Regions from separate parts of the Homo sapiens genome. Here regions 2 and 3 are each linked to region 1. The links are chromatin contacts, found by Hi-C in ENCODE. All regions are on one chromosome and are shown on one strand. Each heading gives the region's core, a stretch centred on a gene start or an enhancer-like site at or near the end of the contact. The rest is flanking DNA. Distances are from core to core; before and after follow the strand shown.

What was found. Hi-C counts contacts between places; a loop is a spot of excess contacts on that map. Pooled maps may share reads with other maps.
Region 2: a loop to region 1 is called in a map of sigmoid colon, with 10 times the contacts of the local background. The contact joins the promoter of AKAP17A here to the enhancer-like site in region 1. A Hi-C loop is called at or near these places in 1 of 168 maps with a recorded cell type or tissue (sigmoid colon) and 17 of 50 pooled maps.
Region 3: a map of tibial artery shows a loop between it and region 1 (16-fold over the local background). The contact joins the promoter of ASMTL here to the enhancer-like site in region 1. A Hi-C loop is called at or near these places in 2 of 168 maps with a recorded cell type or tissue (aorta and tibial artery) and 12 of 50 pooled maps.

What each region holds. Positions count from the first base shown.
Region 1 is chrX:3,813,767-3,818,234 of GRCh38, forward strand. It overlaps the pseudogene LOC389906. Among named protein-coding and RNA genes, the nearest start is that of TRI-GAT1-1, 22 kb to the right of the region's middle. RefSeq lists silencers at 793-962, 1,393-1,472, 1,833-2,312, 2,603-2,742 and an enhancer at 1,143-1,192. Within about 2 kb of position 2,290, at least 36 of the 41 ENCODE cell types and tissues checked have a DNase peak (open chromatin) inside an H3K27ac peak, as active enhancers do; they include sigmoid colon and tibial artery, where a contact is called at or near this core.
Region 2 is chrX:1,588,497-1,592,880 of GRCh38, forward strand. It overlaps AKAP17A (A-kinase anchoring protein 17A), which reads left to right and starts at 3,108. Exons shown (of 5, transcript NM_005088.3): 1 at 3,108-3,273.
Region 3 is chrX:1,450,275-1,454,581 of GRCh38, forward strand. ASMTL (acetylserotonin O-methyltransferase like) reads right to left here and starts at 2,635. Exons shown (of 13, transcript NM_004192.4): 1 at 2,474-2,635. The coding sequence starts at 2,566.

The DNA.
Region 1 (4,468 bases), core at 1,040-3,539:
CCTGGGCTCAAGCGATCCTCCTACCTCAGCCTCCTGAGTGGCTGGGACCACAGGCGTACACCACTACACCTAGCTAATATATATATGTTTTCTAGATACAGAGTCTCCTTATGTTGCCCAGGCTGGTCTCAAATTCCTGGCCTCAAGCAATCCTCCCGTCTCAGTCTCCCAAGTAGTCGGGTCTACCAGCACGCACCACCATGCCCAGGTAATTTTAAAACTTTTTGCGGCTGGGTGCGGTGGCTCATGCCTGTAATCCCAGAACTTTGGGAGGCCGAGGCAGGCAGATCACTGAGGTCAGGAGTTAAAGACCAGCCTGGCCAACATGGTGAAACCCCGTCTCTGCTATATATACAAAAATTAACCAGGCGTGGTAGAGGGCGCCTGTAGTCCCAGGTACTCGGGAGGCTGAGGCAGGAGAATCGCTTGAACCCGGGAGGCAGAGGTTGCAGTGAGCCGAGATTGTGCCACTGCACTCCAGCCTGGGTGATAGAGGGAGACTCCGTCTCAAAAAAAAAAAAAAAGAAAAAAAAAATCAAAAACTTTGTAGAGACAGTCTTGCTATGTTGCCCAGGCTGGTCTCGAACTCTTGGCCTCAATGTATCCTCTCGCCTGGGCCTCCCAAAGTGCTGGGATTACAGCACTTGGCTCCAGCTTGACCTTTGTTGGTAGAACTACTCAGAAAATATGACCGATTTAGAAATTGGGTGGTGCCAAGTAAACCCCACCCAAACCTATCCCCGCACCAGTTCTCATCTACCTTTTTCGCGTGTTGGGGAACTAGCAAGGCAGGGGCTGCCGCTCGCGGGGGCTTGGCCTCCCTCACGCAGCTCAGCCTCTGAGCGCAAGGCACAGGGCTCTCGCGCTACGGCCGCCACCCGCCCCGAGGCCCCGGTCCCCTCCCCTCACCGCCGCACCAGGACAGCGCGGCCAAGAGCCGGGCCTTTCGGGGGCTGGTGCGGACGTGGCCAGAGATGCCCGAGGAGAAGCAAGAGACCATGGGTATGCGGCGGTCACGGGCCTCTCCGGCCCGGGAGACGGACGTTATGGCTGGCAGCGTCTCGATACCAAATGTTTCCAGACCATATGCTTGCCGCTTCCCGCACTTGGAAAGACCAATCGTTAGGCCCGAGGATGCAAGACCCACCCACTTTGCGATGGAGGCAGCCAATCCAGTTGCTCGTTACTTCCAGTGTCGCAGGCGCCCTTACGAAAGATCCTGTCCAATCGCTACCGGGAACGTCCTCCTAGTCCCGCCTCAGGGCCATCGCAGAGGCTGTCAATGCCGTCTGACCCCTTTACCCCATTGGCGTACTTCCTTCCGACACCATGACATGCACAGCACCAGGCCGGGGCGGGTCAATGGCGGTGGCGGAAACGGCGGGCCACTGCGCGGGAACGGGTTACGCGGCTGACGTCCGCCGCAGCAGCCGCTGGGTCCTGGAGGCAGAAGCCTCCCTGAGAAGCGCACAATAGGCAGGGCGCGGTGGCTCACGCCTGTAATCCCAGCACTTTGGGAGGCTCAGGCGGGCGGATCACAAGGTCAGGAGATCGAGACCATCCTGGCTAACACGGTGAAACCCCGTCTCTACTAAAACTACAAAAAATTAGCCGGGCATGGTGGCGGGCGCCTATGGTCCCAGCTACTCGGGAGGTTGAGGCAGGAGAATGGCATGAACCCGGGAGGCAGAGCTTGCAGTGAGCCGAGATCGCGCCACTGCACTCCAGCCTGGGCGACAGAGCAAGACTCCGTCTCCAAAAAAAAAGAGAGAAGCGCACAATGGACCAAGGGCTCTTGCCGGAGAGGCGCCGCCGCCGAACCCGCAGCCAGACGCCCCTCAGTAGCGCCCGCAGCGGGTGCCGCGGCTCTCGCCTAAACCATGGGCGCACCCGAGGGGCGGGCTCGCCTCCCGTCGGCCCTCACAGCTCGGCTGGGCTCGGAGTCCGCTCCGCCGTCGCCTTCCCGCTGGGGCCGGGAAACGCAGCCGCGGAGCCGCACAGCCCTTGCAGCCGGATGAGAGGCCCCGCTGGCCTCAGGACGGTGGTCGGGGCGGCGGGCGGGGGCATTCGTGCAGCCTTGTGGCCTGCAGGCGCTCCCCGTCGGCAAAGCTGCGCCGCAGGCCTCGGGGCGGGCCTAGGGGCCAATAGGGGGCTCCGGGGTGGGCCTGGAGGCCTGAGGCCACCGGGGGTCCCCGGGCAGGTGATGGGGGCTTGCGGAGCGGGGGCGCCGACCTCTGACCCACGAGAGGGGCGCCTTCGCGGTGCTGGTCGTAGTTATTCTCAGCGTCCCTATTATCCGATTTGAAATGAGAGCAGGCGGCTCTCGGGCTCCGAGCCGGAGGGGGCGGGCGAACTGGGAGCAATGTGTACATTCCACGCCTAGAACCCTGCCGCTGGGCAAATGGAGGCCCGTGTCCCTGCGGTCGCTGCCTGGGAGGGCGCACGAGGTCCCCCAGGCGAGGTGACCCACAGGAGGTTTTGTGACATTGGGCGGCCCAGTCCTGGGGGTGGTGTGTGCTAGTGGTGGAGGGCGGCCTCCTAGAGGAGCCGTCAGCCTTCCAGGGAAGGCACCTGGCCGGTCGGGGAGACTCCCCGGGGCTGCGGGGGAAGCTCCACCTCCTCGAGCGCCCCCCGGGGAGACCCAGGACGCAGGGGTAGCCCTGCGCGGAGTTCTTGGTGGCTCCAGGTGACGCTGTCATAGGACAAAGGGCCCCGGGTGCCGACCTCCTGTGGAGGGCCCTGCCCCGCTGCGGCTGAGGAGGTCGGCACCCGGGGCCCTTTGTCCTATGACAGCGTCACCTGGAGCCACCAAGAACTGGAAGAGGCAGGAAGGAACACCCCCTAGAGCCTCCAGGGGGAGTCCAGCCCTGCCCACAACTTGATCTCAGATTCCTGGTTTCCAATACTGGAAAGAATAAACTTCTGTTACTTTCAGCCACCCAAATTGTGGTTATTTGCTTCAGCATCCATAGGAATTTAAAAACTAAGAGGTATGAATTTTATGTTGCTGCCAAAAGGCTTTTTCTAGGACAAGTAGATATTTAACCTAGATAGTTGTAGCCTTTTCTCGTCTTCATTGGGATCAGAACTCAGTTGATGGCCTCTGTCCTCCTATCTCAATGTTGATTTTACTTTCTCTTTAATCCTGTTCTAAAGCAGTGACCCTTTTAATATTGCTTAAGTAAATATCAATGTTTTTCTGGTCAGTGTGAGACCAGAAACCTTTTTACTTTGGGTCTGAGAAGGAGAAGTATTTTCCCTCCTTCTCCTCTTTTTAGAGATGGGGTCTCTCCGCTGCCCAGGCTACAGTGCAGTGGCATAATCCTAGCTCACTGCATCCTCAAACTCCTGGGCTCAAGTGATCTTCCGGCCTCAGCTTGCTGAAAAGCTGAAACCACAGGTGTGTGCCACTATGCCCTACATATATATATTTTAACTTATTTGTAGAAATGAGGTTTCACTATGTTGCCCAGGCTCGTCTCAGACCTCTGATCTCAAGTGTTCCTCCTCTTTGGCCTCCCAAAGCACTGGGATTACAGGTGTGAGCCACCATGCTTTGGCATGGTGGGGTATGCAGTAGGAGAGCAGGGGTGGTGGTAGTGTCTCCATATGTACTCTCACTAAAACTGGTGTGGGCAGATACTGGATGCCTACTTATTTAGGGGCATCTAAATTCCTGTGCTAAATTAGAAAACAGAGGCAGCTCTTGAAAGGAGTGATGGCGTGAAGGAGAGATGCTTGGACCAACCAGCACACAGCCCTTATAAATAATTGATACCCTTGGTTTTAATGCCACGTCCTCTTCAACAGTTGTTGGTTGAAATGACACGTGATTCCAGGTAAGCTTTTCCAGATAAATTGCCCTGGAACTTCAGACTTTGTCAGGTGAATCGATGTGGAATTTCAGAATGGGCTGGAATGTCTGAGATGGGCATGTCCGATATTCAGCTCAGTGTGGGGAAACTGGTGGCCAGGGCTGGTTGCAAGCTGAGTTGTAGGGGTGACAGTTCACCTGAGAAACAAAAAAACATGCAAGTCCTGGTTCATGAGGAGTGATTTCACAAATAGTGACCATGGAAGTCAATGTTGAAAAACAAATAGATTCAGGGCATAAGGGTGCAGGTTTGTTACGTGGATATATTGCCTAGCGGTGGGGATTGGCCTTCTAACCCCCAAACAGTGAACATAATACCAGATAGGTAATTTTTCCACCCTCATCCCCTCCCACCTTCCCCCTTTTTAAGGTGTCCTGTGTCTGTTAATGTCATTCTATAGGTCCATGTGTACCCATTTTTTTTAACTCCCACTTATAAGCGAGGACATGTGGTATTTGATTTTCTGTTTGAGTTATTTCACTTAGGATATTGACCCGCAGCTCCATTTATGTTGCTGCAAAAGATATAGTTTCATTCTTTTTTATAGATGCATAGTATTCCTTGGTGTGTGTATACCACATTTTCTTCATCCA
Region 2 (4,384 bases), core at 1,858-4,357, 2.2 Mb before region 1:
CTCCACTCCCTTCCCCTCCCCTCTCCTCCCCCCTTCCCCTCCCCTTCCCTTCCCTTCTTTCCTCCCATCCCCTCCTCCCCTCCCCTCCCTTCCCCTCCCCTCCCTTCCCCTCCCCTCCCCTCCTTTCCCCTCTCCTCCCCTCCCCTCCTTTCCCTTCCCCTCCCCTCCTCTCCCTTCCCCTCCCCTCCTCTCCCTTCCCCTCCCTTCCCCTCCCCTCCCCTCCCCTCCTTTCCCTTCCCCTCCCCTCCTCTCCCTTCCCCTCCCCTCCTCTCCCTTCCCCTCCCCCTCCCCTCCCTTCCCTTCCCCTCCCCTCTCCTCCCCCTTCGCCTCCCCTCCCCTCCCTTCCCTTCCCCTCCCCTCCCTTCCCCTCCCCCTCCCCTTTCCTCCACTCCCTTCCCCTCCCCTCTCCTCCCCCCTTCCCCTCCCCTTCCCTTCCCTTCTTTCCTCCTATCCCCTCCTCCCCTCCCCTCCCTTCCCCTCCCCCCTCCCCTTTCCTCCGCTCCCTTCCCCTCCCCTCTCCTCCCCCCTTCCCCTCCCCTTCCCTTCCCTTCTTTCCTCCCATCCCCTCCTCCCCTCCCCTCCCTTCCCCTCCCCTCCCTTCCCCTCCCCTCCCCTCCTTTCCCTTCCCCTCCCCTCCTCTCCCTTCCCCTCCCCTCCTCTCCCTTCCCCTCCCTTCCCCTCCATTCCCCTCCCTTCCCCTCCATTCCCCTCCCTTCCCCTCCCCTCCTCTCCCTTCCCCTCCCTTCCCCTCCATTCCCCTCCCTTCCCCTCCCCTCCCCTTCTTTTGAGATGGAGTCTTCCTCTTGTCATCCAGGCTGGAGTGCAATGGCGCAATCTTGGCTCATTGCGACCTCCACCTCCCGGGTTCAAGCAATTCTCCTGCCTCAGCCTCCTGAATAGCTGGGATTACAGGTGCGCACCACCACGCCCAGCTAATTTTTGTATTTTTAGTAAAGACAGGGTTTCACCATGTTGGCCACAATTGTCTCAAACTCCTGACCTCAGGTGATCCACCCGCCTCGGCTTCCCAAAGTGCTGGGATTACAGGCATGAGCCACTGTACCCGGCCTAAATCACAGACTTTTATGTCTCACGGTTCTGGAGGCTGAGAGTCCAAGATCAATGAGTGGGAGGTTCAGTGTCTAGTGAGGACCCGCTTGCTGGTTCACAGGTGGTTCCTTCTGGCTGTGTCCTCACATGGTGGAAGGGGTGAGAGAGCTCTCTGGGGCCTGTCTTCTAAGAGCACAAATCCCACTCATGACCTAACCACCTCCTAAAAGCACCACCTCTAATACTCTTGCAGTGGGAACTGAGTTTGAACTTGAGTTTTGGAAGGACAGAAACATGGAAGGCATAGCAACCCTCTTACACAGCCCGGCCCCTCTGAAGCCTGCCTGGGTTCACAGAATGTTCCGTCTTCCTCAGGCCCCTGGTGTGTTGGCTTTCTCCTTTGTTGATAGCTGATGTTGAGCAATGCAAGATTTCTGTTCTGATTATCTGACCCTGGATATCCAGTTTGGGGACTTGTGACATATTTGGGACGTCAGAAGCACGTACCTCTCACATAGAGCATGGCATACTTAATAAACAATAAATTATAATAAAAAATGAATAATGCATTATAAATTATCATTACTTATTTATTTATTTATTGGAGACAGAGTCTCGCTCTGTTGCCCAGGATGGAGTGCAGTGGCGCCATCTTCGCTCACTGCAACCTCTGCCTCCTGGGTTCAAGTGATTCTCGGGCCTGCCTCAGCCTCCTGAGTAGCTGGGACTATAGGCAACCACCTCCACACCCGGCTAGTTTTTTGTCTTTTTAGTAGAGACGGGGTTTCACCATGCTGGCCAGGCTGGTCTTTTTTTTGTTTTGTTTTGACATGGAGTCTCGCTCTGTCAACCAGGCTGGAGTGCAGTGGCACGGTCTCACTGCAAGCCCCACCTCCCAGGTTCACGCCATTCTCCTGCCACAGCCTCCCGAGTAGCTGGTAGCTGGGACTACAGGTGCCCACCACCACGCCCGGCTGATTATTTTTTGTATTTTAGTAAAGACGGGGTTTCATCGTGTTAGCCAGGATGGTCTCGATCTCCTGACCTCATCATCCGCACATCTCGGCCTCCCAAAGTGCTGGGATTACAGGCATGAGCCACCGGGCCCGGCCCCAGGCTGGTCTTGAACTCCTGACCTTGTGATCTGCCCGCCTTGGCCCTCCAAAGTGCTGGCATTACAGACGTGAGCCACCGCACCTGGCCTCATTTATTATTTTGTAATCACATTATAAATTGTCATTTATTATTTCATAATTACATTATAAATGATCATTTCAGAATTACATTATATATTTTCATTTATTTCATAATTACACTATAGATTATCATTTATTATTCCAAAATTACATTATAAATTATGATTATATTATACAATAGCATTTGCTTCATAATTACATTAGATTATCATTTATTTTTAAATTACATTATATTTATTTCATAATTACATTATAAATTATCTTATAATTAGAAATGATCATTTATTTCATAATTGCAATATAAATTATTATTAATTTCATAATACCATTGTAAGTTATCATTTATTATTTCATAATTACATTATGTAATGGTATGCGTTAATAATTATTAATATACAATTAATAATTATTAACCATTCAATTAATAGTTAATTAACTAGCAATTTATATGTAATTCTATAATTACGTCATAGAATATGATATCTAATTTATACATAAATTATATTATTCAAGTATATTACCCATAATTTGCAAGTATAGTATAGAATCCCGTTATAGGATCCTATTACATTTTAGAATTTTGTTATATATATTTGACTCTACAATTGGAATTTAGACCCCACACCGGCCCCCCTCCTGTTTGGCTTAAGGGCTATGACCACAGACCCTGGCCCAAGTACCTCCCCTGGTTACCCGCAGGCAGGTGGCACCATGGGGGCGGGGCGGACTCGCGCACGCGCAGTGCAAAAGGTCGGGCTCCCGGAAGTCCCTCCTCCCGGGGGCGGAGCCAGGGCAAGAAGGAGAAACCCGGTGCTGCCGCGCGGCCTCTTCCGCGAGCCCGCGCGCCGGAAGTGGAAATGCGTCATAGAGGGCGGGCGGCGACGGCGGTGGCGGCGTCGGAGGCGCCTCCGGGGGACGGTGGCGGCTCCCGGCGGTGAGGCCGCGCCTGTCCGGGGATCGTCGAGGGACGGCGGGAGCTTGGGCCAGCGGCGGCGGCGGCCTGGGACGCAGGCGGAGCCCCGCGCAGGTGAGTGCCGCCCCCGTGCCTCCCGGGCCTGGCTGCAGCCGGCGAACGCTTCGCTCCTAGGGCCGGGCCCGGGGGGCCGGGGCTTGGGAGGCGGCGCCTAGGGGCCTCGGAGGTGACGGGGCTGGGGTTGGGGGGCGTGGGGTGCCACCGGGGGGCTGGGAGCGCCTGAAACTGTACGGGGGAATCGGGGGCTGGGGAGGTCTGCGGTCGGGGTCCGGGGGTCCCTGGAAGTAGGGGTAGGGGCTGGAGCGGTTCCTGGGACTGCACCGAAGGAGCTGAGGCCTGGAGCGGTGTCGGAGGGCTGGGAGCTCGGGGGATCGGATGGGCGGGAGACTAGGAGGCCTGGGACTAGGGGACGTGGCGCTGCGGTCGCTCCTAGGTCTACAGTGGGAAGCAAGGGGCTGTCCGGGGTTTTCGGAGGCTGGGGCGGTGCTGTGTAGGTTGGGGTATTGGGGCTCATCCAGGAGGGTGGTGGGGAGCGGGGAACTGAGGAGCTGAGGGTACCGAGTGGCCAAGGGCCTGAGAATGTGTGGGGCCCTGCCAGGGGTGCCAGCGGCAGCCTGAGGCCATGCTGGGGGGCTGCGGTAGGTGGGAATACCAGGGGCAATGCCGCGTACTGGGGATTGGGCAGCCAGGTGTACCGGGGTGGTCGGAGGGCGCTGGAGGCCAGAGTGGGGAGGGTTCCTCGGTGGTGAAGTTGCTGGGGCCGCTTGGGTTCTGGGGGAGGGTTCACTGGTCTCTGTCCAGACTGGAGCCCCTCCCTGGTGCCCCACTGACCTTTTCTGGTCGCTTCTCCACCCTCCCTCCCTTCTTTCGCACCTCCCACCTCGGGCTTGGGCGAGGAGGCCGTCTCCTGGGCCTGGCAGGAAGCCTCCAGGTTGATGGGGTGGGCGGCCGGGCCGGAGGCGGTCACCTGAGATGGTTGGGTTTCTGCGAGTGAAGCTTCCTCTACTTGGACTTGGCCGTCAGGAAGTGGCTGCCCGTCAGCTCAGCAGGGAAGAGGTGGGTTAATGAAGGTGGGCGGAGAAAGAAGGCGCAGACGGGGGACTCCGGCCCCTAACTTGTGGAAAGTTCGTTGTACTTTTTGGCTTTGAGTGGGTTAAAGCTGGGA
Region 3 (4,307 bases), core at 1,385-3,884, 2.4 Mb before region 1:
CACCCGGAATAAGATCCTCATGGGGGCACCAGGAAACACTTCCCATACCCCAGCTACAAAGTCCAACCATCAGTCACAGGGCCCACTCCATCCCTAGAAGTCCTGAGTCACTCACCTCCCCAATCCCTAGGGGTCCCAGGTCACTCCCCTCCCCCACCCCTAGGGGGTCCCGGGTTACTCTCCCCTCCCCCATTCCTAGGGGTCTTGGATTACTCTCCCCTCCCTTATCCCTAGGAGGTCCTGGATCACACTCCCCTCCCCCATCACTAGGGCATCCTGGGTCACTCTCCCCTCCCCCATCCCTAGGGGCTCTGGGTCACTCTCCCCTCCCCCATCCCTAGGGGTTCTGGGTCACTCTCCCCTCCCCCATCCCTAGGGGTTCTGGGTCACTCTCCCCTCCCCCATCCCTAGGGGGTTCCGGGTCACACTCCCCAACCCCATCCCTAGGGGTTCTGGGTTACTCTCCCCTCCCCCATCCCTAGGGTTCCCGGGTTACTCTCCCCTCCCCCAACCCTAGGGGTCCCAGGTTACTTTCCCCACCCACATCCCTAGGCGGTACTGGATCACTCTCCCCTCCCCCATCCCTAGGGGTCCCGGGTCACTCTGCCCTCCCCCATCCCTATGGGTCCCGGGTCACTCTGCCCTCCCCATTCCTAGGGGGTCCTGGCTCACTCTCCCCTCCCCCATCCCTAGGGGTCCTGGGTTATTCTCCCCTCCCCCATCCCTAGGGGTCCCGGGTCACTCTGCTTTCTCCATTCCTAGGGGGTCCTGGGTCACTCTCCCCTCCCCCATACCTAGGGATTCCGGATCACTCTCCCCTCCCCCATCCCTAGGCGGTCCTGGATCACTCTCCCCTCCCCATTCCTAGGGGGTCCTGGGACACTCCTCCCTCCCCATCCCTAGGGGGTCCTGGGACACTCCTCCCTCCCCATCCCTAAGGGGGTCCCAGGTCACTCTCCCCAACCCCATGCCTAGGGCGTCCTGGGTTACTCTCCCCACCCCCATCCCTAGGGGGTCCTGGGTTACTCTCCCCTTCCCCATCCCTAGGTGGTCCTGGGTCACTCTCCCCTCCCCATTCCTTGGGGGTCCCGGGTCACCCTTCCCTCCCCCATCCCTAGGGGGTCCTGGGTCACTCTCCCCAACCCCATGCCTAGGGGTTCCAGGTCACTCTCCCCTCCCTCATCCTTTTGGGTCCCGGGTTACTCTCCCTACCCCCATCCCTAGGGGGATCCCGGCTTACTCTCCCCTCCCCCATCCCTAGGGGGTCCCAGGTTACTCTCCCATCCCCATTCCTAGGGGGTTCTGGGTCACTCCCTGCAACCCCATGCCTAGGGGTTTCGGGTCACTCTCCCCACCCCCATCCCTAGGGGGGTCCCGGGTCACTTGACCTCCCCATTCCTAGGGGTCCCGGGTTACTCTCCTCTCCCCCATCCCTAGGGGTCCCGGGTTACTCTCCCCACCCCCATCCCTAGGGGGGTCTCGGCTTACTCTCCCTATCCCCAACCCTGGAGGTCCCGGGTTACTCTCCCCATCCCCATGCCTGGGGGTCCCGGGTTACTCTCCCCATCCCCATCCATGGGGCTCCGGGGTCACTCTGCTGTCCCCATCCCTAGCGGTCCTGGGTCACTCCTCCCTCCCCATCCCTAGGGGGTCCCGGGTCACTCTCCCCAACCACATGCCTAGGGCGTCCTGGGTTACTCTCCCCACCCCCATCGCTAGGGGGTCCCAGGTTACAGGTTACTCTCTCCAACCCCATCCCTAAGGTGTCCCGGGTTTCTCTCCCCTCCCCCACCCCTAGGGGGGTCCCGGGTTACTCTCCCCTCCCCCATCCCTAGGGGGTCCTGGGTCACTCTCCCCAACCCCATCCCTAGGGGTCCCGGGTTATTCTCCCCAACCCCATTCCTGGGGGTCTCGGCTTACTCTCCCCATCCCCATGCCTGGGGGTCCCGGGTTACTCTCCTCTCCCCCATCCCTAGGGGTCCCGGGTTACTCCCCCACCCCCATCCCTAGGGGGGGTCTCGGCTTACTCTCCCCATCCCCAACCCTGGAGGTCCCGGGTTACTCTCCCCATCCCCATGCCTGGGGGTCCCGGGTTACTCTCCTCATCCCCATCCATGGGGCTCCGGGGTCACTCTGCTGTCCCCATCCCTAGCGGTCCTGGGTCACTCTACCCTCCCCATTCCTAGGGGTCCCGGGTTACGATCCCCTCCCCCATCCCTATGGGGACCCAGGTCACTCCCCACCCCCATGCCTAGGGGGTTCCGGGTTACTCTCCCCTCCCCCATCCCTAGAGGTTCCGGGTCACTCTCCCCAACCCTATCCCTGGAGGTCCCGGGACACTCTCCCCTCCCCCATCCCTAAGGGTCTCGGGTCACTCTCCCATCCCTATCCCTAGAGTTCCTGAGTCGCTGGGCCCTCCGGGGTTCAGCCCCTCCGTCCCCGGTCCCCTGCCCCGCCCAGGCCCAGGCCGTACCGCGTTGCTGAGGATCTCCTGACGGCGTGGGGAGGCGCTGGCCAGCACCACGCGCTTGTGCAGCAGCTTCCCAATCACCGGGCACAGCACCATGGCGTCCACGCCGGGAGCCGGGCGTCCGCACTTCTGAGCCCGGAGCCCGCGGTGCGCGCAGCGCGGCTGCAAAAAAAACAGGCGGCCAGAGTCCCGCCTCCGCGAGGCCACGCCCCCGCCCGCCTCCGCGAGGCCACGCCCAGTCCGCGCCTTCAGTGGCCTCCCCGCGAGACCGCGCCCAGGCCACGCCTCCATTGAACACTCCGTCAGGCCTCGCCCAGGCCACACCTCCATTGCCCTCTCCACCAGGCCACGCCCATGTCACGCCCCATTGATCTCCCCTGAGACCACGCCCAGACCACGCCTCCATTGCCCTCTCCGTCAGGCCACGCCCAGGCCACACCTCCATTGCCCTCTCCGCCAGGCCACGCCCATGTCACGCCGCCATTGACCGCTCCGCCAGGCCACGCCCAGGCCACACCTCCTTGCCCTCTCCGCCAGGCCACGCCCATGCCACGCCGCCATTGAGCTCCCCGTGAGGCCACGCCCAGGCCACACCCCCGCCCGCCTCCCCCCCGGGCACCGCCCCGGCCGCTTGGTGAAGCACCGCCCCCAGCTCCGCCTCCCGGGCCCCGTCCCCGCCCCCGGCGCTCGCCCCGCCCCTCCCCACCCCGCCTGCGGCGCCAAGACCTGCAATGGCGCAGGCAGCTGCGGGGTCCCGGGGAGGAAAGGCTGGCGTGGATACTTGGGGTTCCTTGCAGGCGCGGCGTGGGGAGTGGAAATGCTGGGTTTCCGCAGCTGCGGTTGTGGGCAGTTGTGGGGGTGGGGGGTTCTTACCCGCACGTGGAGGGGCCCGGCGCAGAGATGGGGGTCTTGTGGGAGCCGCGTCGGGGAAGGTAGAGATAGGGGGTTCCCCGCGGACCCGGTGCGAGTGGCGTGGGGATGGGGATGTCCTCGTGCCTGGTGGGAGGGGAGTGGAGATGGGGGTGTCCACGGGCCTGGTGGGAGGGGCGTGGAGATGGGGGTGTCCACGGGCCTGGTGGGAGGGGCGTGGAGATGGGGGTGTCCACGGGCCTGGTGGGAGGGGCGTGGAGATGGGGGTGTCCACGGGCCTGGTGGGAGGGGCGTGGAGATGGGGGTGTCCACGGGCCTGGTGGGAGGGGCGTGGAGATGGGGGTGTCCACGGGCCTGGTGGGAGGGGCGTGGAGATGGGGATCCCCGCGGGGATGGTGGGAGGGGTTTGGAGATGAGGGTCCCCGCGAGAATGCTCGGAGGGGTATGGATATGGGGGTCCCCGCGGGCCGGGTGGGAAGGGCGGGGAGATGGGTGGGGGGGGGGTCCCCGCGTGCCTGGTGGGAGGGGCGTGGAGAAGGTGGGGGTCCTTGTGGGAGGGGCGTGGACACTGGGGATCCGCGCGGGCGTGGTGATGGGCGCGGCGTGGGGACCCCCTGGGGGCGCGGTGCTGGGGGCGCAGGGATGGGACCAGGGCGGGCGCTGTGAGGTGGGGGACGCCCGGCTGTGCCTTCCCTCCCTAAACGGAGCCCACCTCCAGGGCAGCGGGTCCCTTGCGCGCCGCAGGCTGCAGGGGGCGCGCGTGAGCTGTGCGAGGATTTTTCTTAAACCCCAGAGCCCAGCCGCACCTGCTCCACATAAACCCAGCGTGGCGTGGAGACTCCGGGCACTGTTTCCCCAGCCTTTGTGACTCAAAAGATTTTAAAATAAAATGTCAAAAATAATAATATACCCAGAGCCTATGCCAGTGATGTGTAGATGCAGAAAATGGAATCCTACAGTTAATTTT